Linked DNA regions of Homo sapiens: all the other regions are linked to region 3. A link is a loop called in an ENCODE intact Hi-C map of the cell type or tissue named here. Cell type or tissue: dorsolateral prefrontal cortex. All regions are shown on one strand. Region 1 overlaps OPCML (opioid binding protein/cell adhesion molecule like). Region 2 overlaps NTM (neurotrimin). Region 3 overlaps OPCML (opioid binding protein/cell adhesion molecule like).

What was found. Peaks named below come from ENCODE experiments on the same cell type or tissue, not always from the same donor. Only the 100,000 strongest peaks of a DNase experiment are listed, where the experiment ranks them.
Region 1: a loop joins it to region 3, with 11 times the contacts of the local background. A loop is called at or near these places in 6 of 110 quality-filtered maps.
Region 2: a loop joins it to region 3, with 8 times the contacts of the local background. A loop is called at or near these places in 12 of 110 quality-filtered maps.

What each region holds. Positions count from the first base shown.
Region 1 is chr11:132,988,797-132,996,796 of GRCh38, forward strand. All of the region lies in intron 1 of OPCML (opioid binding protein/cell adhesion molecule like), which reads right to left. Among named protein-coding and RNA genes, the nearest start is that of OPCML-IT1, 370 kb to the right of the region's middle. In dorsolateral prefrontal cortex, a CTCF peak has its summit at 4,116; a DNase peak (open chromatin) is centred at 4,216; H3K4me3 peaks cover 2,012 bases; H3K27ac peaks cover 2,214 bases; H3K27me3 peaks cover 1,662 bases.
Region 2 is chr11:132,274,935-132,282,934 of GRCh38, forward strand. All of the region lies in intron 4 of NTM (neurotrimin), which reads left to right. Among named protein-coding and RNA genes, the nearest start is that of NTM-IT, 5.4 kb to the right of the region's middle. In dorsolateral prefrontal cortex, a CTCF peak has its summit at 4,410; no DNase peak of the experiment used is centred here.
Region 3 is chr11:132,937,370-132,945,369 of GRCh38, forward strand. It overlaps OPCML (opioid binding protein/cell adhesion molecule like), which reads right to left. Exons shown (of 8, transcript NM_001012393.5): 2 at 5,557-5,641. Among named protein-coding and RNA genes, the nearest start is that of OPCML-IT1, 420 kb to the right of the region's middle. In dorsolateral prefrontal cortex, CTCF peaks have their summits at 3,873 (motif pointing left), 5,540 and 5,744; DNase peaks (open chromatin) are centred at 3,867 and 6,952; H3K4me3 peaks cover 3,232 bases; H3K27ac peaks cover 4,141 bases.

The sequences.
Region 1 (8,000 bases), 51 kb after region 3:
TGAAAATGGAGCTATTCATATAACTGACAAAAATTAATGTCAAGAGTATTTAAAGAACTTCTAATAATAAGTCAATGAGAAGTGCACAGCAACACAGTCAAAAAATGGGCAAAATAAATGAACAAGCATAGCAGGGAGGAGGAAACACATAGGAAGAAATATTCTGTGGATTTTAAAGACTACAATAACGTTGCATTTTACCCAAACTCCATTGGCAAAAATTCAAATGCCGGGCATTACTAAGTATTGGAGAAGCTGCGAATGTTCAGGATCTTCATACATTGCTGGTGAGAGGATAAGGTGCTGCTCTGGTAGGCAGTTTGGCAACACCTTCCATATTTAAACATTCCCAAACTCTGTGACCCAGCGAATCCATTCCTCAGCAGATATTTTCATAGCAACCCTGTTCACAAGAGGAAAAAATCATTGGTTCAGCCTAGTCACCAACATAAAAATGGATAAATCAACTGAGGAATATTCATAAATTAGAATAATCTATTCCACCAACGCAAATGAACCACAGCACTACAGCAACACACAAAACTATGGATAATCTTGGAAATAAATAAGTGAAAACTAACCCCAAATCACACATAAAAAATGCATGTCCTATTTATGAAGATGAAAAATACCAAAATTAAAAGAATAATTTTAGAGACTCATATGTATGTGATGCAATTATATGAAAATGGAAGCATAAGATACACATGGAATTCTGAATGATGGCTAAGGTAGGAGGCAGGAAGGAGGATGGATGGGGGAGGACCATGCGCTGGAGATGCAGGTTGATGCCAAGGTCCTAGAGCGTGTGTGTGTGTGTGTGTGTGTGTGTGTGTGTGTGTGTGTGTGTGTTCAGAGGTGGAGGTGTGGATCTGTGGTTGCTTATGATACTATTTTTTAAATAAAAATAAAAAGGGGCTCAAACATAGAATACTGAGAGTGTATCATGGGCCACTGGTTATAAATAATACAATTCTGTGCACCTGAGATTCATTTAAAAAATAAAAACATTTGAACTATCAAACATCTCTTACCCATATGAGGTTGGTTTTCAAAGAAAATAAAGCCTTCCACTGCATCATTAACTTAGGTAGATTCCTAACAAATACATTTATTTTATCACCCTTGGATGATTTTCCTGGTGTACCAAGGTCATATCAAGAAAAGAAAGGCAGAAGGATCAACATCATGCAAGGGTATGTGTGGATTAGAAGGGCTGAAGTTCACTGAATCCCAAGACTCAGGCAGAGGAGCATGCCACCCTGCGTAGGAACATAGGAGCTAGTGGAGAGGAAAGCTTGGTTCAGACAGCAATCCATAGCAGCTACAGTGCCATAACCATGACTGAAAGCAGGCGGGGTCATTCCAGAAAGATGCTTTCCAGAGGCACAGAATCTGAAGCACAGCTTGTCCTAGTGGGTGCCTACAGGGCGTGCACCGAGTCCTTTGTGTGCACAGAATGTTGATAAGTTAGCTGTGCGTAACTCAGAGAGTGCCTGCACTTACCATCGATCTATAACTCATTGCAAAGAAATGCTCCTATAGCGTCAATCTCAGCCATCTCCTCTCTCAACATTTCTGTCAATGCAATTTAGCACAGAATCAAAAGAATTATTGCCTATATTCATAACACTAACACTTTACATTTGTACAACACCCCACTATGGCTGTCCAACTGATTTTCACAACTACTTCAGTAGGAAAGGTAGGCATTCTATTTTCCTATTTGTCATATGAGAGAGCTGAGGTCAGGAAAGACTTTACATTGGTCACCTAGAAATGAGAATTGCGGTCACTGGCCCTCTATGTCCTTTCCAAGATGCCCCCAGAAAGTAAGAAACTGGAGGAAACAGAGAGCCCAGACTAATATTGATTGAATACACTTTTTAAATATATGGCAAACCTCCATCATCAGATAAGAAAATGGAAAATGCAGAGAACTGAAGATTTTAGTTGTGTGACCTAGAGCAAGTAGCTCGAGCATTCCGAGTCTCTCTTGCCTGTATCTATAAAATAGAGTTCATAATGGTAACTAACCTCACTGGATTACTGGGTGGAGTCATAAAATGTGGTAGCTTATGTACTTACTTTAAGAAAATAAATTGCACAAAGCTTATAAATGATGAAAGTATGATTGAAATCACAGGTATATGATTCCAAGTCTTGCCTTTTCTCCTAAGGCCATATTGCCCCATAGAGGAATCAGAGCAGATAATGCAGACAAATTAGACTTGACCCGCTAAGCAAACCATAATTCTGACCTAATTCTCTGACATGTACTGCCCATAGGATTGCCATAAGAAAAATGTCTACAGCAATTCGCACTGGACACACTTCTTCACACCTGCCAAAGCGTCACACAAGGCATCTCCCCATAATTTAGCTATTATTAGAACCACAAACTAGAAAATCTTTTGACTGTCAAGAGAACAGGACATCAATTTTCATCTTGCATCTGCTTTAAAGAGTAGGAGTGAAGTTAGATTATCAGTGACATTTTCTCACTGGAAAGATTGCCTGGATCATATTTGTATTCATTTTCATAAATGCAATATACAAGCCCCTAATAGAACAAAATCTACTAATTAAATTCCACTCAATAATGCATTTTCACCTTAGATTAGCGGTGTCCTTGTACATTTCTGCCAGTATAATGCAACTAATGTCTTATTTAGCTTATAAATGGTGCTTATCATTAAATTTGAAATATTAACGAGCATCAATGAGCCCAAAGTGACAGCACAGTAAATAATTTGAAAGGGCTCTACGGTGAAGACCTATTTTTGCTTAATTTAATTTATTTATTAAAACTTAAACATATAAATCTGGCAGGTTGCTAGCTTGCTGCCATGGCAGCCCAGGCCTTCAACACAGCCCTAAAACAGAAGATACAGAAACAGCCACAAACCTGAGGCGTCTGAAGGGAAGGCTCTTCTCCCAGTGCCTTCATTTGCTGGGTGGGAAATGTGGCCACCCCAAGGTTGATTCCCGATCCCTGTTTTCCCTGCAGTTTACCTTAAGAGTTAAGACCTTTGGATTAAGTGAAATACCTGGAAAATGTTTATGATTTCCATGTTCATATCCAGAAAAGGGTTATAATATCTACATTGCCAACACTGTCTGTGTAGGATCTCGGTGTTTACAGCATGTGTGAGAGGGTTTGGGCAGGATATGGTATATATTAGTCAAGGCAAAATACATTGTGGATTAATGCTGTAACATTTGATCTCATGGATCTTTAAGGAGTAGGTTGGACCAATATTATTATGATGAAGCCATTGTATTGATGAAGAAGCTAAGGTTCAGAAATGCTAAGTTATCTTCCCAAGTTCACAAAACAAGATAGAAGCAGAGTTATATATAACTCAACTCAGAAAGCCCTCCAAGGCTTGGCTTCAAGTCTCTTCCAAACCTGATATTTCAGGTGTTTAGGCAACTGCTTCTGTACCTCTTTCTCCAGCCATATATATACACACACATACACACTCACTCATCCGGACACATATATTTCTTCTCTGAAATATATGTATATACATGTATAAAAATAAATATATATACTTATTGCAGAGAAGAAAGAGAAACTCCTATTCATATTGCAATAATATCTGTCTCCATTTTTATTCATTGACCACATTTCATTATCTCATTAATTCATTTACTTATACACGCATCTATTTAAAACAAATGTTTATCAAATACCTACTTTTTGCCAAGCAGTGTTTTAAGCATCGAGGGTGCGACGGAACAAAAACAGAATTCCTTGCCATCATGGAGTTGGTATTCTTGTGTGTGTATCGGGGAGAGGCAGGCAATGAGCAAACTAAATGGAAATATTGGATGGTCCACTAGGAAGTGTTAACTAAGGGAGAATAATGAATGGGGAGCAAGGGGTGCTAGAGGAAACGTGGAGGTTATGATTAAAGGGCAAAAATGACAAATTTAGAATTTGATAATTTTCCCTTTGGGGTTCTATCAGAAGGTTGTTGTCTAACCCTCCCCTTCCCCAGTACATTCATACCATAAACTGATTGCTGCCTAAGGATCAAACTTCCTTGTTACCAGCAGAAGATTATTGGAATGGCTGTTTGTTTTCTAACTGGCTGGAGCAACGTTGACATCCAGTGGTGAATTCGATTAATCACAGGTGCCCCCACTCTTGCTCTTTCATCTCCGTGTATGGGAGGAGGGCTAGGATACAAGCACTGGTTAGTAGTGCTGGTTAGGAGTTTGTGCCGCAGTTCAGCCCCAGGCTCCTCTGCAGATCCACACCCTCCCCAGCTCCTGCTTCCCACCCTCCTTCCACTGGTTTGCCTTGGTTTCAAGAGCATGCACGTTACCATAGCAATATAACTATGTCATCCTTAGTGCAGCTCCAGGACGTGCATGTCTATGTACGTAGGTATCTGCCCACCCGAGGTTTGCATACACATGCATGTGCTTACTATGTTTCTAGGTCAATCTGTATACACATGTGAATCCTGTGTTACTCACACACAGTATGACAGTGTGCTGTTCTTCCTCCCAGGGCGCCCTTTCTGTCCTCGGGAGCATATTAATAGGAACACAGAAGGGAAAGCACCCTGCATCCTGTGTCCTTTTCCATCTGGTTGATGTTACATTGTCTGTTTCTAATGAAGCAGAAACGAGCATGGATGCCTTGGGCTTACATCCCCCTGGATTTGCTAACCACCGTTGAGATGCCAGCAGGCGTGGCTGACCCTCCATGAATGACACCAGGCAGGAAGGACTCATTTCATTTTCTTCATGCCCTCCAGGGTGGTGGATGCGCTGCCCCGCTCCCTACTTACAAAGGGCAGAACACACTGCACACAGAGCCCCTGCCCTCCGCGAGCCTAGAGTCTGGAAATACCATAGACAGGGACAGAGAAAGATCTGGAATCAACTGGAATCACCCTTACCTTTGTCTCTAAATTCAGCACCTGTAAGCGCCACTACTTATCAGTTAATACATTTTATGTGTTCGGATCATTTCTAGACATTGACAGGCCACTGACAACTACCCCCCCACCCCGGAATCTGAGGCTGAGGCCGCCCCACAAAACTGCATTTTGAAATCCTTTCTACCTCTGGGTATGGGCAAAGGGAAGGAAAAAAAGAGGCCCTCTAACGAGTTGAACACACTGCACAATTAAATATGGATTGGAAAGTCTCCCTGAGTATTCTTCCCCGCATCTCTCCACCTCCGCAGGGAGACGTCTGGATGTGATTCCCAAGCTGTCCCCATCCAGTGATTACGTTCATCAGGACACCAGCCTTGTGGTTAAAGCACTTTCCTTACTGCTGCACGTTTAATTAGACAACCCTTCCCCAGAAATTATTTATAGCCAGGTTCCAGAGCTATTGTTAGTCCGAATGTAAATAAGATTCAGGGCGGGAGTCCCCGCGCCGCAGCGGCTGGTGCGCTCCTGCCAGGAGCCGGCGCGCGCGGGAGCACGTCCGGGGCTTTTACGGCCGGAACTCGGGCTATTAAAAAGCCCAGGCGCGATTTTCTAATTAAACTTTTGATACAGGACCACACAAAAGACTAAACCTACCAGGTCAGCGTGAGTACACGGAGGAGGAGCCTAGGAGAGAAGAGGGAAGGGCTGGGGAAAAGGGGCGGCCTCACCGGAGGAGCTGCTGGGGGCTCGCCGTGCAGGCGCCTCGTGGGTACCAGGGCTGCCTGGAAAGGAACTTCCAGCGACCAGGCACAAATAACTGCTTCGAGGGGGCCAAGGTAGTACTGAGTCTGCTGAAGGCTCAGGGCGGGGATTTTCACCTGTAAGCAGCGTTTGCAATCCCTCATGGCCCCAGGGGACACACCACCCACCCACCGGTACCTGACTTCAACTCTGCCTTCTGCACTGTTTCAGTTCAGTTTAAATTAAATGTGCGGAGCTGCCTCCAAATGCCAGGCTCTGTTCTTGGTGCTGGCATTATACCAGCTAAATGGAACACAGCCCCTGCCCTCAAGATCCTCACATTCTTGTGAACAATGCGGACATATAATCAAATGAATGGAAGCAATATAAGGTTATAAGAACCTCAGGAACGCTTAATGGATACAGACACTTTACATGCCTCCTTTCATTTAATGTGCACAGCACCCCTAGGAGTTGAATACTGTTATTGTCATACCCATGTGTCAGCTGAGAAAACTGAGACTCTAAAAGGACGAATAACTCCTTATAGGTCACATGGTTGGTAAATAGCTGACTATGAAACCCAAGCCCCTAAGTAACCATCACTTTCCTCTCTACCAGGGCACTGTGATGAGTGCAGCATAACCAAATACGTACATCTGCAACTAAGAAAGTAGAAAGGGAGAATGTGTCATATTATGGAGGGAAATGGTGGTCAGAGAGAGCTTTGCCAAGAAGACTAAACGTGAGCGGGTAGCTCAAGAATGAATGGAAGTTTGCTAGGCAGACGGGAGTCAGAGGGAGGATATTATATTTGGGTTATATGACAACCCAAATGAACTGTGCTGTGCTCGTTTATGAAGGCAAACTTACATCTAGGGGCTAAGGCTCTTACTCAATGATAGTATTAGTAGTCATAGAAGGAGTAGTAGTGATAATAATAAAAGAGGATGTGGAAAGTTGGAATTGGAATTCAAAATGCTAAAAAGAAGCTAAAATCTCTCCTCTTTCCCTCCCTCCCTCCCTTCTTCCCTCTGTCTCTCCTTCCTTCCTTCCTTCCTTTTTTCTTTCCTTTCTTTGATGTTGATTGTGCTCATATGATTGAAGGAGAGCAGGGAAATAAAGGGGATAAAACTTTGAGGAAAAGAATTAGATTATTTAAATAAATGCCAAAAATCTACCTTCAATACTTCCCTTTTAAAGACCCCTAGAAGAGTGGGTCTAGGGGTCAGGCAAGTTCTTGGTCCCAATGTCAGCAGGACGTGAGCCTCCTGTGAGGGCTAAAACCAACCAACCAGCTTAGGGACCCTGAAGGGAAGACCTGGCTTTAGTGAATCTGGAGATAGAAAGTGTGTCCAGGATAACCCCAGAGAAAGTATCAGCTCCAAGATGTGCTTGGTATAGTCAAGATTCCAAGGGTGAAAGAAGCAGCTAACTCTGCGAGGCAGGAATTAGTATTTGTGGAAAACACACAGGCTCTTGGAATCAACCAAAATAAGATGAAATGTGATGCAGCTCCTCTGGGCAGCCCCAGCCAAGAGTCTTCTCTTTAGAGTCCATGGTGGATGGTGATGAGGGTCCCTTCCATCCTCCCCCTGCCATCCATGGGTCTTGCTCGGCTCCCTGCTGCCTAGGGAGCACGCAAGTCCCTTCTTCAATAGCAATTCCCTTTGAAGGAGAGTTCTACACAGACTTTAGCATATTTTTCACCAATGTCTGTCCTCATTGTAGATGGGGTTATTAAGCATGTTGTGCCCCCTGAAAAAGAAAAGGCACAGAGAAAATACCTTGTCTGAGACTTCCTTACTCCCACTGCTCATCAAATGGTTTGGTTCTGATACAGGATTTGAAGGCAAATGTATGGGTGCAAAGAGGGATAAAGATTAAAACTTGATTCATAGCTGGGTACAGTGGCTCATGCCTGTAATCCCAGCACTTTGGGGGACCGAGATGGGCAGATCTGAAGTCAGGAGTTCGAGACCAGCCTGACCAATATGGTGAAACCCCATCTCTACTAAAAAAAAAAAAAAAATACAAAAATTAGCTGGGCGTAGTCCCAGCTACTCGGAAGCCTGAGACAAAAGAATCGCTTGAACCCGGGATGCAGAAGGCAGAGGTTGCAGTGAGTCAAGATTGCGCCACTGCACTCCAGCCTGGGCAACAGAGAGAGGCTCCATCTCAAAAAAAAAAAAAAAAAATACTTGACTCATAACTTTCTATGTATTTTTTTTTCCCCGGAGCCACAAAACAAGACAATCTGGCCAGAAAAGTCTATCTCAGTAATAATTTTAGTGTGCCTGGCACAAACAGCTCCATGGAGAGTCCCTGCTTTGTTGGCACCTCTAAGGCCAGTCAAAA
Region 2 (8,000 bases), 660 kb before region 3:
AAATGCATTATGTTATTTTTGAGTTATATGAGTATCATATATTTGGGATACAAGCACCTTGCCAGATATATTTGGATTGCAAACATTTCATTTCATTTTTTGGGTTACATTTTCATTTTCTTAAGTTATCTTTTGATAAACTTATATATAGTTTTATGGCAAGTCTAAAGATCTTTGGCTACCCTAAGGTCATGAAGATGTTCTACGTTCTCTTCAAGATGTTTTATAGTTTTAGCCTTTATGTTTAGATGTACAATCCATTTCAGTTATTTTTTATATGATGTAAGGAAGGCATTGAGATATTTTTTCATTTTTCTGATTCAGATATCCAGTCATCCTAGAACGTGTATTGAAGGGACTATCTTTTTAACACTGAATTATATTGGTGACTTTTCAAAAATCAATTGACTTTATATGTATGGGTATTTGGGAACTAACTATTCTCTTCCATCAATGTATATATCAATCCTTGTGCCAATGCCACAGTGTGTTGATTATTGTAACTTTCTAGTAAGGACTTAATGAGATAGTATGAATTCTCCAATTTGATTTCTCTTTTTTTTCATTTTTTGAAATGAATTTTTTTTCATTTTTTGCTCATTCTGCATACTTCGCTTTTCCACATATATTGCAGAGCAAGTTAGTCAATTCTTTTTAAAGTACTGTGTTTTTTACTGGTGTTTGTTTCTTTAATTTTTTATTGATTTAACTGATACATTACAATTGTGCATATTTATGAAGTACAACTTGATGTTTTATATATATATGTATATATATATGTATATATATACGTATATATACGTATATATATATGTGTATATATATATATATGTTATATAATGATCCCATCAGGGTAGTTAGTATAGCCATCGCCTCATGTATTTTTCATTTCTTTGTGGTGAGAACATTCAAAAGCCTCTCTTCTAGCTGTTTTGTAATATATAATATTTTACTGTTAACCATAGTCACCCTGCAATGCACTAAAACACCAGAATGTATTTTTCTTGTCTAATTGTGACTTTATACCTATTGATCAACTTCTCCCCATCCTCGCCTCCTGCTTCTCCTTGCTAGTCTCTGATAACGACTGTTCTACTGTTTCTGTGATATTGACTTTTAATTTTTTTTTTAGATTCTACATATATGTGAGATCATGCAGTATTTGTCATTCTGTGTCTGGCTTATTTCACTTAACCTGCTGCCCTCCAGGTTCATTCATGTAATGCAGTGAAGTGACAGATTTTATTTTTGTGTGGCTGAATAGTATTCCATTGTGTATAGATAACCACATTTTCTTTATTCATCCATCGTTAGTCACTTAGGTTGGTTTCATATCTTGTCTATTGTGAATAATGCTGTAATAAATATGAGAGTGCAGATATCTCTTTGACATGCTGATTTCATTTCCTTTAGATATAGTCAATAACGGGATTCTTGGATCATAAAAGTTAGTATAGCAGACCTGAGACTACTGTCATTTATAGAGGATTGCTTGCAAGCTTGGCTTTTGGGGGGTGTCTCAGACTCAACTGGTAAACAGTTTCCTAAATTTATAAAAAATACTCCTTAACTGAGGAGAGTGGCTTACTGTGCATAGAATGATCACACAAAAATTGTGGTTCATGCTGACACCTGCTTTCCTTCTAGAAATCTGGAATTTTGGTGCACCTTAGGCAGGAGGTAGCTATGTGACCACTTCCAATTAAAACATTGTCTGCTAAGTCTCAAATGGGATTCCTTAGACAGCAACATCATCCACATGGTGCTGCATTTTTGTTGTGGGGGAAGAGTGTGCTCTGTGTGACCCTTCTTGGGAGGGAAAGAGCATAGAGAAGCCTGTATATGGGTTCCTGCAGCCTCTACCTGTGCCTTTATCCCTTACGATTCAGCAGTAAGTCTTACTCTACCATTGTTAAAAGTCTTGGCCAAGAGTACAACTTTATGCTGAGTCCTATGACTATCCGAGGTGTAGGGGTGGTCTTAGGGACTCCTGACAGATAGTTGGCTTATTCTATTCCACTATGTTGTTGCTAGTATATAGAAATACAACTGATTTTTTTATGTTGATTTTGCATTTTGTGACTTCACAACATCCACTTCTATTTCTAGCAGTGCTTTGTAAATTCCTTATGTTTCTACATGGGCAATCATGTGATTGGTGAATAAAGATAATTTTACTTCTTCCTTTCTAATCTGTAATCCCTTTTATTACTGTTTCCTGTCTTATTGCCCTAGTAAGACTTCTGTTGGCTGAAAGTGGCAAGAGTGTACATTTTTGCCTTGTTTCTTATATAAGGTGGAAAACATTCATCTTCTCATTATTAATTTATAATTGATTTTATCGACTTACTTACAAGTTAATGACTTTGCCTTGACTGGATGTTTTTCTAAGAAAAGGTTGCTTCAAAACAGGAGATAATAGCAAGGCATATATTGTGCTGGTACCAGGTGACCAAGGATTGTAGGAGAAGGCTCTATTGATGAGGATAAAAAGAGATGAAAGGTGGCATTGCAATGTCTAAAAACCTACTTGATACCTTTGCAGATTTTCCTCTAATTTGCTTTTCTTCTTTTCCCTTATATATCTCTCAGTTCCTAGCCCAATGTCTCACAGAGTTGGTTCTCAAAAAATAAGAATTTGGGCGTACTTGAATTGAAACCAATCAGTATAAGGGATTATTTTTAATTTTGTTGGATGCCATAATTATATTTGATAACGTAATATCAAAAGCATTACTTTTAGAGGTATTTTTGAAATATGTCTAGGGAAAATAGTATATTATTTGGGATTTGTTTTCAAATATTCCAACAAATAACAATAGTAACCAAAATGAGATTGTTACAATATTGGTAATTGTAAAAGCTTGGTGCTATTTCTATCATGCTAAAATATATATATATATTTAAAAATCCATCCTCTGTGCTACTGTTTAATGAGAAATGGGTAAATTCTGGTTTGAGGACTCTTACTTTCTGAGTTCCAAGAAATTGAAAGCATATTTGCCAATTACTTTTATATAACAGTTTATTGAGAACTCGAAAAATAATTGGTATTAACGAATCATCAAACAGTCTTTGAAAGTCTGCTTTGGGCCACAGTCACCGCTTAATCACTGTGGTATTCACATCAACATCGGCCTTCTGGTTGCCAAGTCCAATGGACACTTCTTCCTTACCTTAGTTCAACACTCTGCATCCTTTACAGCCTACCCAATACTTATTGAGGATTTCTGTTCCTTTGCTTGGCCTCTGTTGTACTTAGCTAGTGCTGTGTAAGAAACCACCCCCAAGCTTTGCTGTGTAAACCAATCATTGTATTATGCTCTCAGATACTTTGGGTCAGGGATTTGTGTTGGACACAGAGGGATCAACCTATCTCTGTTCCATGATGTCTGTGGGCCTCAGTTGGAAAGACCTGAAGGCTAGGGATGAGTTGGCAGCAGGGGGGCTGGAGTCATCTAGAGGCATCTTCACCCATCTCTGCTAATCCGTCAGCCAGAACACCTACACGTGGCCTCTCCAAGTAGTCTTTGTGCATAGCCTTGCTTGGGCTTCCTCCTAGCAAGGTGGCTGGGTTTCTAGAACACAGGCAGAAACTACATTGCAGCCCCACCCAGACACAAGAGACACAAGTGGAATGCAAGGGTGCAGGGTCATATTCTCCACCTCTCAGTGGGAGGACTGTCAAAGTCAGTGTGGTATGGAGACACCATCCAGAGATCTTTGGAAAACACATTCTGTCTTAGCTTCGTAATGCTGCTTTACAGTTCTCCTCCTTTGGAATGTCTTTCTTAACCTTCATTTGGGCTTCTCTCTCTCTCTCTCTCTCTCTCTCTCTCTCTCTCTCTCTTTACTGCTTAAATGTCAGTAATCTCCAGGGTGGCTCTGATACAGATCCTTTCTTTGTTCACTCTACGCTCCTCTCCTTGTATTTCATTCAACCCCGCAGCTATAACTTACACCAATATGTAGCTGCAATAAACATGTAACAAGCAGATCTGTACAGCTCAGTCTTCACTCCTGAGAGCCAAATCCAAATATCCACAAGACGTCCCCTTTTGAATATCTTACAGTCACATTAAACTTAGATCATCCAAATGGAATGCAACATGGTGTTTCTTCTGTCTGCCCCTGATAGTCTTCCTGTTCTGCTTATCACAGAGAATACCACAGCTATCTGCTGGCCCCAAACAGAGACTTGTAAGTTATTTTAGATGCCTTCTTTTTATTCCAGCTATCTTTTCAATTAATATCCAAGTCCCATCAATTAATTCTTCTAAATTTCCTTTTAATATATTACATTCTGTCCATTTCCACAGCCACTGCCTACCTGAGGCACATATTATCTCTTACTGGAATCATTGTGCTATTTCTCTCATGAATCCATTTGTCTTTAGACTTGGCCTCTGCTTCCTCCTCCATTCTGCTGCTAGAGGGCACTGTTTATCACAGAGATCTGTTCATGTGACTCTCGCTCCAATCTTGCAGATGATCATCCAAGATTCTCAGGAGTATCCTACAGTCCTTTTGCTTGTCATGTTTAGATGCCAGCCCACATGTTCGCACTTAATGCTCACCAGAACTTCCACTACTGCACGTTAAATCCCAGGCTCAAACAATTATGTATAAATACTTAAAACCATATGTCTTCATGCCTCTGATTTTTTGCACAGGCTATTCCACCTGCCTGGAATCCTTTCCGCCATTGATCTTCCAGGCCTTTGTTTATATTTAGCCTTTAAAAATCTCAGCTTAAGTGCTACCTCTTCTATTAATATTTCCCTAATAACTCACCTTCTCCACCCACACACATGCCCATACCCACCAAAATTAACACACACAAGATCTCTGTAGATTTGTGGACTTAACACTCTGCATTTCCTTTGCATACCTTCCATATAAAGATTCACATCGTGTTATAATAATTGTATCACAGAACTCTCTGTGGGCTGTCCATCTCTTAATGGTGAGGACTGCCTCAGTAATCATCCATTTATTAATTCATTCAACAAATAATGACCAATAACTCCTACTATATGCCGGTTACTGTTGTTGAAACAGACCGCCATGGTAAACAGGACTTCATTGATAGTCTGTCTCCAGCTCATGGTACATGTTCAGAACATCAGCGTTGAATTTTTAAGTCATCTCTGGACTATCATTGGTGCTCAGTAATTGTTGTTAAACAGTTGATGAGAGAAAATTCCCCTTGATGGATCTCAACCGAGGTCATCAGAGAAATCCTTCTGTACATATAGGGCAGGGATTGTGATTTACTAGTTTGCCTAATGCCAGAAAATAAATTTGAGGTTTGCTAGCAAAGTTCCTTGGATTTATCTTGAAGGCTGTGTTGACATCAGTATCCCCCACCCGAAATAGTAATGTAACATGGTGAAAGTACAGGACACTCCAGCAGAAACATGCAGTTTGCTCGCCTAGGGTGCACCAGCTCTTTAGTTTTCGGGTGAACTTAGTCTCAGCACCCTCCGAGTCTACTGGAGACATCTCCTGGCCTCACCACACTGTCCTGATACTCTCTTCTTTTTTTTTTTTTTTTTTTTTTTTTTTTGAGATGGAGTCACGCCCTGGCACCCAGGCTGGAGTGCAGTGGCATGTTCTTGGCTCACTGCAACCTCCACCTCCCAGGTTCAAGCGATTCTCCTGTCTCAGCCTCCCAAGTAACTGGGATTACAGGTGCATGCCACCACACCCAGCTGATTTTTGTATTTTTAGTAGAGACAGGGTTTCACCATGTTGGCCAGGCTGGTCTGGAATGGCTGACCTCAGGTGATCTGCCCACCTCGGCCTCCCAAAGCGCTGGGATTACAGGCCTGAGTCACCACCCCTGGCCTCTGATAGTCTTCTTATTGTGAATTGTAGGGATAGCTTTCATTTGTTTGTGGTTCTGTAAACCCCACCCCAGATTTCAAAGCCACCTATAGCTAGCTGTTCCTCAGATTCAACAGTCATTGCCCACAGGGCAGTCATTGGCTAAGAAACCTCTGGAGGAAAATCACACTTGAGGCAAATAACATTCTCTCACTATTAGCAGCTTTGATCTTTTTTAAAACCTCATTTTCTTTTTCCAGCCCCCATTGCATTGTAGACATTTTTATAATGAGCATAAATGTTCATTTAATTTTATTTGGCATATGCTGCTTTGAAAGTGCCACATCAACATGGAGCATCACTCCTTCAGTAACTAAATTCTTCTAACAGCTTTAAAGGAATGACCTTGGGTGTGACCAGTGGGTCTTCAGAGCATGGCTGCGTTTTGATTAGCTAAATTTTCTGTTAGCCCAGTGAGTCCACACACCAATTAGTGGAGCATAATCACAAGCCTGAAGGTTTCAGGAGTTTTCTCACAGGGAAGTAACATTGATACTTTTCTTAATATATTATTATTTTTAAGTAAATATCTGACAGTGTCTAGGTAATCAATTCTGTGCCCACAAAAGCTCAGTGTGCCTCCGAAAGAGTTCAATATATACAAGTATATGCATATACGTATATGTTTTTCACAATTCAGATGCAAATACACAGAAACATTTGTTCATCTTCAAATCATTTTAATAGATGATTGGGTTCCTTGTCCACCCACTGCCCAATGACTGTGGGAGAACCTTCTTTCATTTACAGAACCCCAGTCTGTAAGAATAGATATCTAAAAATACAGAAGTCTGATGCCCAGAAATTGTCCTTGAAGCTTGATTCCAAAGCACAATATGTGCAGCCCAAAGCATGACCAGACAGTAAGCTTTCACATCATACATGGGTCAAGCACAGACATATTCTTCTTTTAGATTTGGAATAAGGGTTAATTGCATCATCTAGGAAGCGTTCAGGAATATAGCCTTGTGAATTCTCACAGTTATGAGTACTATCAAAAATTGACTTCACACATGATAAAAAGAACAAGAAATCTTGGAATGCTTTCAATCTCAAAAAAAGTATTGTGATATTAATAACATAGATAAAATTTATTTTTATTAATTTCTGCTTCCAAACTTTCAACCTGTGAGCTTTAAGCCCACATCTTATCATATTGTTATGTTTCATTGCCAAAAGCAACTACGTATTGATATTTCAGAAATGCTGCCAGGCCTTTATGTAACTAGTTGCTATTTTACCTCAAAAAATAAATAATGCTTCCTGTTTTTACTTTTACTTATCTGGAATAAGTAGCTATTGACATCTGCTGAAGTCAGTATAAAGATTTATTTACCTGAGTGTAGATATTGACCAATAGGGAGCCTGGCTCAATGTTTACATTGAAGGACAATAAATTGCCGTATTGACTGGGCTGAGACATCAATATTTGCATTGTTGTAAACATTTTTAAAAATCTTCATGAAATATTCCTCAGAAATTCTCTTGTCACCAGAGCAGCTGAGCTAGAGCTCTTTAGGGAATAGCTTGTGTCTGGAAGCCAGTGGGTAACTTGAAATAGCTATAAATTGTTCTGGTTTCCAAGTTTACACAAAGACACATTTTTTATTGTGATGTATAATGCTGATCATTAGGAGCTTTCAGATGACAGTCCCAGCCCCCTCCTCAAATAGCAGATTTTTGTCTACAACAACTCTGAACAGAAATACGCTCCCCGAGTAGCTTGTGTCTTGAAAAGCTCATGTTTTCCAAAAAATATCTCATTGCCCAAACAGTGAAACATCATTAATTCCAACCAGATTAATTAATTAAAAATGTGGGATGTTTCAACTCAGTTGGAATAAGTTTTTCCTTTGTGTCAAGAGTAGAAAGAGGAAGATGATTTAGAAAACATTAGGACAGGTAAAGTGATAAATTGAATATTTAGCCTGTTTAAGAGAGAAACATAATCTACACAAAATCTTCTTACAATCTATGAATGCCTATTAATAGGCATTAACTTAACTTCTTAACTCCAAGTGATATGTGTGTTTATATAATATATGCCATTTTAATTAAGCTTTGTAATAGATACAGGTTAAACAACTTTATCAACATGTGTTCATATAATT
Region 3 (8,000 bases):
GCTTAGATAAGAGCTGCTGAGTTTTCCAGAAAGGTTCAGAAAGCCAGGGAACATATATTTCTAATGCTTTAAAACGTCTTCTCCCACAGCCTGCTTCAAACAGGGGGACAGAGAGAGAGAGAGAGAGTGTGTGTGTATGTGTGTCTGTGTGGTGTGTGGTGTGTGTGGTGTGTGTGTGTGGAGTGTGTGTGTGTCGTGTGTGTGTGGTGTGTGTGGCGTGTGTGGGGTGTGTGTGTGTGTGTGTGTGTGTGTGTGTGTGTGTGTGTGCTGGGGAGGCAGACACATTCCCACCAATCAGGGATGTCAGAGAGTGTCACGGACTCAAGCCAGCCTTGCTCTCCCAGGCCTGCCAGATCCGGCAGCCATGACCCAACCCAGGACATGCCAACATTCTTGCTGCCTCCCTGCATTGTGTATCTCCTTGGGCCCACAAGGCAAATCTCTGCAGAGACAGGTATGCTTTCCAAATGTGCTCCTCTACTGCTTCTAAAAAGCACTAGTACTACTGCTCTTCACTCTGCCACTCTGCTTGTTTTCTTGACCTCAGGGATAGTGAAGACTTTGCATAGTTTGGATCAGACTGCCATCATTGGTGGATTCAACTGTCCCCTCTGGCAAGTGATTTGAGTGGAATCCAAAAGTCCCTCAGGCCTCCAAGACCGCTAACCAACTGCTGTGCCTGAATATCCCAGGATCATATTTTGAAGACAATAAAATTGTTTAGATATAAGGGTTTCATTGCTGTAGAGGCAATAATACACTAGAAGTGGTTGTTTCCCATTAAGATGGATTAAAGCATTAAACCAATACTTATTTGTTGTAATCTTTAGTATCCACCACAGTATCTATAGTCAACACATAAAGCACAGCTCCTAAGCTCCAGGAGCCCCCAGACTAACCATAACCACACATGAAAAAATAACAGGTCCTAGTGTGGATCTGTTAGAACAGTGTTAGCAGCAAGAGTTACTGGAACTCTCATGAGGGCAATTCTTGACAAGCAGAAAGAATTCTGGGTGGAACTGTGAAAAAACAAATATACTTTAAAGCTGTGTATAAGTGTGGGGATAGAGGAAGAACGAGATGGAGCAGACAAAACTGAAAAAAATGTGTGAGTATTGTCAGTTGTTATTGAGGAGTTCAACTTAGTACCAGTAATAACTTGCACACATATGTTGCTTTATGGCTCACAGAACAACCCATATACTTCCTTTCCTCTGATAATGCAGACCAGTTATAATAGATATTGTTCCTGTATGTACACAATTCAACTGAAAGTGCTCAAGGCCGTGGAGTTAGTGAGAGGTAGAGTAAGAATCAACCCCAGGTGCCTAGGCCCCCAGACACAGAGCTTTCTAGGGCATTAACATTGCCCATGAGGTGCAGGCACCCATGGGGAAGATGCTTCCTTGGAAAGCAGGGACGCTGGATAAGCCTTGCTCAGAGGCTCTAGGGCCAGAAAGGGCTTTAGAGCAGTGTTCTCAATCCTGGCTCCACATTAGAAATACTGGAAAAGATGTTTTCAATGGCCACGTCCATCCCCAAACCCAGGAATTTTGACATCATCAATCTGGGAGACTGGAAATGGAATTTCTAAAAAGCATCCCAGATAACTCCAACCAGGTTAGTGCCACCACTGGAGAGGTCCTTTATGGACCTGTCCCTGCTTGAGTGTCTTTTAATGTCTTTGTCTTCCCAGACTAGGAGTAAAGTCTTTGCATTTACCCAGTTCTTATTCAGCTTGGACAACTGAAACACTGAAATGGAAAAATAATGCATTTGTTTTGAATAGTCTAATGGCTACTCAAAATCTTTTAATTTACATAAGAAGGAGCTGAAGGTAGGTGCAAAGTACAGAAACACACCCAGGCAAACAACAGAACTTTAGCTTTGGAAACTCTACTGCCCAGGTTGCTTTGGCAAAATCCCCACTGCTCAGATTATTCCTTGGCAGTAGTTAAACCTCAAATACTTGGTTTTGAATGGATTAGCTCAGAACTCCAAATGAAAATGCAGGGACATTTTAGAAAAGAGCCATTAAGCATAATCCCAGATCAGCAAGCCTGGATCAACAAAACTGATTATCCTGCTGTTGAAATAAAAAACACAAAACACCAAAACAAAAGCAAACCAGAAAGAAAATCCAGTATGTTGGTGGGAACTTTTCCCGTTGAGTGGAACAGTTACAACCACCACCTTGCCTCCATCTCACCGCAGCCCCTCAAAATGTTCATGTACACAGATGATGTGGACCCACAGAAGAACTCAAGCAAACTTTGAGGAGATTGAGGCCTGTGAAGAAAGCACAACTGGCCATCATCCATTCTGCTGAGATGGCTTAATAGACACCAGCTGACCACACTGAACATCCTGGGCTCCTTTCCTGATGTGGGCATTGATTCAGACACATGACTTCTGGATTCTTGTCATATCTAATCTAATGCAGAGCCACAGAACATTTTCAACCCAACAGCAGATAATTGTAATGAAGTGATTCTGGCCAAGAGGGCCCATTTGTAATAATGAATTCAAATCAGATTCATGGAAGCTATAATTCAACCATAGTGAAGAGCACCTTCATTTTCCATATCATCTCTCTTCCAAGAGGGCAAAATAACTCAATATTCAAATAATTATTTTTGCTTTTCAAGTAACCCTATGAAGTAGTTATGAGGAGGATAATATTGCCTCACTTACAGAAAACGAGTTTCATCCACGTTCAAAGCTTCAGTGTCTTCTTTGGCACAGCACTTCCTAATGTCCCTCAGAGCAATCAAAGACCTGTCACAACAAAACTGATATCCCAAAGGAGGAAAATCACTCTTCTCTGAGCTGTGCAGTTTTTCACTGGGAAAGTGAAAGGCAGGCCCAGGTTTCGTGACTCCTTTGCTTTTCCTAGTAGGTCTCTGGCCTCCTTATGGGACTTCATTCAAGATTTAGAAACAGATTCGAGATAGTTTGACCCAGGACAACCACATTAAAAGAGCTTTCGTGTGATGGGCATGGGTATCATTCAGTGTTTTTTGGTGCAATCTAAACATGTGATGCGCTTGGAACACTCAGTTCCCAGGTAATGAATCCCTAATGAATGTCTTTAAGGAGGCAAAAGAGTAAGAAACCACACTTAAGAATTACAGCTTATACAGCAAAAAACACCACCAAATAAAACATGGTATATTTATCTGGGGTTGAAGCCATGGGCTTCTAGAAACTGAAAACATGGACTCTCCCTCAGAGTACTGACAAATCAGTTGTTTGTTAAGATGGGAACAGAACTCTTCACCAATACAGCAAAAGAGTGAAAACAAAAGGAGAGAGATGGGGACACACAGAAATTTGCAGAAGATGTTTATTTTCTTTTAGGAAACACTGTGGTAGCAGTGAAATCAAAACCTTAAAAAATCAAGGAATAAGAAGACTTAAGTGATAAAGACAAAAAAGAAAGAAAATAATGAGTAATAGACGAAAGTATACATTATGGGAGCATCTGATAAAAATGAAGGAAGAAAATAATAAAAGAGAAGATGACATGAGCTAAGAGAATGAGGATTTAAAGAGATTAAAATGTAGATAACGTGCTGAATTTCCCTATTCTGGGGTAAATGTATAGAAGAGACGCAAAATCAACATGATACATGTGCTTACTTAAAAAAAAAAAATTACGCCATGCAATCAGATAACAGATAACAGTTATGCTAGAACATGTAAGTTGTTCTTTTTTTCTGCAAAGAACAAAAAGCAACTATTCAGCTTTTCTTTTTTTATTCCCATTCCCATTCCCAAGCCCAGCTGCTCAACATTAGAATTGAAGATCATGAAAACAGGCCAACAGCTAATAAAAAATTGGTAGATGGAAGCTGGCCCTCTGCTGGTGGAATAGTCTTACTGCATCTCAGAAAGCAGAAAGCTCAAGTTTTGAAGTTTCTGGTTTAATTTTGAGGGACAGGAAGAGGACAGAGGATTCTGGAAAATTCACGACTGAGATCCTATTCAATGCTAGACCTCTTTGCCCCCAGTGGCACATTAGATGGTAAAGAGGTGTGTGGCAGCATCAACATCCCTGAACACTGGTAATATTTACTGACATTTTCTTGGTTAACATGTATTATAACCCGTGTGCTGCTTATATCTTTAAGCCAACTAGCTCACTGCAAATGCGTATTGGGAAATGTTCCCTGATTCCTCATGGGACCTTCTTTGAAGCAATGAAGTAGGGATATTACATTCTAGTCTGGGGCAGGCTGAGTGGTACCCACATGGCCAGGAGGACTTTTCCTTCACATCTCCAGGAAGGGCCTCTCTATTCTCCTTTTTTCTCCATTTGCTTTGGGCTTCTGAGAAACAGCACACAGGATTCTGGGACCTGTTCTCTAACTAAAAAGAAGATCCAGCTAAGTATCACCCAAAGTGGCAGAATCCAATCTTCACCCTTGGGCTTAGAAAAAGAATTCTGGTGTCCCAGAGACAGGTCTTTCCTCCTCCAGGGAGAGGCTTGTCTAGATGCAGGAAAGGTTCCACCAGAAAAGCCAAGGGAGGAACAGGAAGAACCCCCACCGTCACACTGTCCTAGGGGAAGCCAGGCATTTTGGCTGCAGAATCTGGGTCAGGATGTTTTATTGTCACCATAACCATCAAAGTCATAGGCAGGGCAAATGCATTCGCCCTGTGTACATTGTGAGACATAGTTAAGCTGGGACGTCCCTGAATCTGTCTCCTAGGACCAGAACTGCCTCATTAAAGGGATAAAAGATGATATCTGCTGAGCTGGTGGAAAGTGGTGGCTGCATTTTTATTAAAGTATCTGCTGCAGCAAGTCCAGTCCCCAAAGGTTCATATTCCAAGATTCTCCACCTCTCTGCCTGGAGCATGCAAGTGATTCTCTGTAACTCATTAAGGTAAAACAAAAAGCTCTCCTATTGTGCTTTTCACACAGAAGTGATGTTGTTGCATAAAAGCTACATGTTTCCTTTCCTTGGACCCAGTCTGCAAAAATAAAACTGCTGTCATAATTTACAATAGGGACCCTAGGAGCACTACACCAGGTTTGGCACGAGTGCTGGGTCTTGAGGAGACTCATAACAGGCCGTGGGCTGACACTGGTAATTCCACAGCCTCACATTTGAGGTGCATCTCTGATAAGGGCTAGCCTGGTGGTCCTGAGGACGATCCTGCCTCATCATGTACCTTCTGGCCTGTGACAGCCATCCAAGGGGCTCAGGCTAGCCCCCCAGTGTTTCAAACCCATGCACTCATGTTCTCATCACGGTGCCCAAGCAGGAGAGAATCTAGCCTGTCGTGGCTTCAAAGAACCATGGAGTCCCACACGTGGACTTCAAGGTTCACGCATAAGATCCTGGACCAGCATAGCCGGAGCACAGGACAAACCTGTCCAGGGGCACGGCAGTCGGCACGGCAGCACGCAAGCGGGCGCCCCTCGGGCCTGCACAAGGCCCACTCGCGTTCCGGTCCCCCATGGAGCCTTCTGCCCCCTCTTCCCTCCTCTCCCCAGCGACCACAGCCCAGGGGCTCGGCCCCCGCGGAAGGACAGCTCCCTACCTGAGGGTGGCGCTCTCCCCCTGCCGGACCGTCACGTTGTCCATAGCTTTGGGGAAGGTGGCATCTCCGCTGCGCACGGGCACTCCTGTGGGTACAAGGAACAGCAGCCTGAGAGACACGACCACGAGGCACTTCCAGGGCAGGAACAGGTACCCACAGACCCCCATTCTCGACAGCCACAACTTCCCAGGACTCCGGCAGCCGCACAGTCCTGGTCCCCCGCCCCGCGCACCAGCGGGCTCGGGAAGCGGTGCGGGGAGGAGGGAAGGGGCAGAGTTCGCCAGGAGCAGGGGGAAGGAGAAGAGAGGAGTCCGGGCTCTCCGGAGTCTGAGAATTCTTCCTCAGATCCTGCCTCAGCTTTCCAGCCTAGCAGAACCAGATGCCCCCTCCTGCATCCAAAAAGAGCTTTCTTGACGCTCCCCTGGGGAGGAGGGAGGCGGCCAGGAGGGGAGAGGAAGAAGCAAGGTGCGGGGATGAAGGTCACAGATTGCGCTTTCTCTGCCTCTCTCTTCGAGACGCTACTTTAAGATTCAGTTGGGCACGTTCTGCAGAGCTCTGGCATCAAAAGTTTATAACCCAAAGAAGAAGGCAAGTGTCTCTGACATACAGGAGCTGTCATAAAAAGCTGCGGCTTCAAGGAGAGGAGGAAATGGTTTATTAGATCACACACATGGACAGATGTACGTGTCCCCCAGCCCCAGGTCTCGCATCTGGAACCCCAAGGCGGCAAAAAGTTCCAAGGCGGGGACGCGCAGCCGGCGCAGCCAGGGTCGTCCGGTCGGTGGCCGTCCTCTGCAGCCCGGTCGGCGACTCGCGGCCAGCCGGGGGAGCGCCGCCCGGCGCAGGCTCCGGGCGCACGGGGAGCTGGGCGGACGGCGGCCCCCGCCTCCTCCGGGGACGCGGCACGAGACGCGGGGACGCGCGGACGCCACGCTCAGCGGCCGCCCCCGGCCTCCGCGCCGCCTTCCTCCCGGGAGCAGCCCCGACGCGCGCGGGCCCGGACCGCCGGGGTTGTCATGGCAGCAGCTCCATCCCTGACCGCCACTTTCTCCCGGTGCCGCCTCGGAGCGAGCGGGCTGGCGGGCGGCGCGGACTGCGCGCTCATCCCGACGGGCGGGCGCCCACCTTAACCTCCGCCGCGCCCACCGGGCTGGGGATGCCTGCGGGGATGAGCCCGCACCGCGCCCACTTCGCTCCGTCCCGACACCCGCGCCAGCGGAGAGAACGCGGCGCCCCTCGCAGCGGCTTCCCCTACAGAGGGGCGGGGTGGGGGGAGCGGGGAGGGAGAGGGGAGGGCGGGAGAGGGAGTTCTGGGGAAAGCAGCAAACTGAAAACTGACACTGGCACCTTCCCTCGCCGATGCCAGCGCAGAAGTTGACAAACCCCGCCCTGGAGAGCTGAACTACCCTGCCCACGCCAGATGGGGCACCGGTGTGCGTGTCCATCGCGCTGCGAACGGCTCCCCGCCCAGCCAAGTCCAGCCCTGACGGCGCGCTGTCCTGGGCCCGCGCAGAGGTGGAGTGCACCCACCTCCGAGGACCCACCTCGGAAACGCCCGTGCCCCTCCACTGGACGCCTGTCCCCAAAGTGGCAAATCTCAATTTCTCCTTAAAACACAGCATGCAACATTGTCCCTGTCCTACACCTTATCGTGGTAAAAAGCAAGGGCTGGGAAAAACACACCAGATCCTAAAAAGTAGTAGGACTGATCCTCCTAAAACCCCTCACAGGAAGCGGCGCCGCAGTGGTGCTGGGAGGTGACTGGGGTGCTTTTGGAAGCCAGCCTCCCCCTTTCTTTGGTCTCGGATTTGTCTCTTTCTGCTCTAAACCCCAGAGCTCCGCTTCCCTTGGGCCCCTCGGGAGGCCCTCTCCGCTCCCCTGGCAGAAGCCTCCCCGTTGTATTCTAATTTAATGGTTGCTATGTGCATCTGCTCTACTGTATTTTCTCTCAGAGCCTTTTGTTAAATTAGACTGGGCTCTGCACAATTGGCAAAATGAAATTTAATTCAAAAATAAGCATTAAGCTCTTATCGTTTATTACTTTAGTTGCTGAAGGATACAAAGGCATACTACTTGCTTTCAGTTCTGAGAGAAGGAGCACAAATAAATACTGCCCCATTCCCCATTCTAAAAGGGTTAGCCCACATATATGTGTAGGTCTAAAATTTTTAATTAGAGCATCTTACCTAGAAGGGAGAATACTTATCACTAATTATATCAGCTATAGTGAAACATATATAGTCATATGCTGCTTATGGAGGGGGATACAATCTGAGAACTGTCTTTAGGAGATTTTGTCATTGTGTGACTATCCTAGTGTGTACTTCCATAAACCTAGATGACACAGCCTACTACACACCTAGGCTGTATGGTAGAGCCTATTGCTCCTTGGCTGCAAGCCTGTACAGCATGCTACTGTACTGAATACTACAGGCAATTGTAAC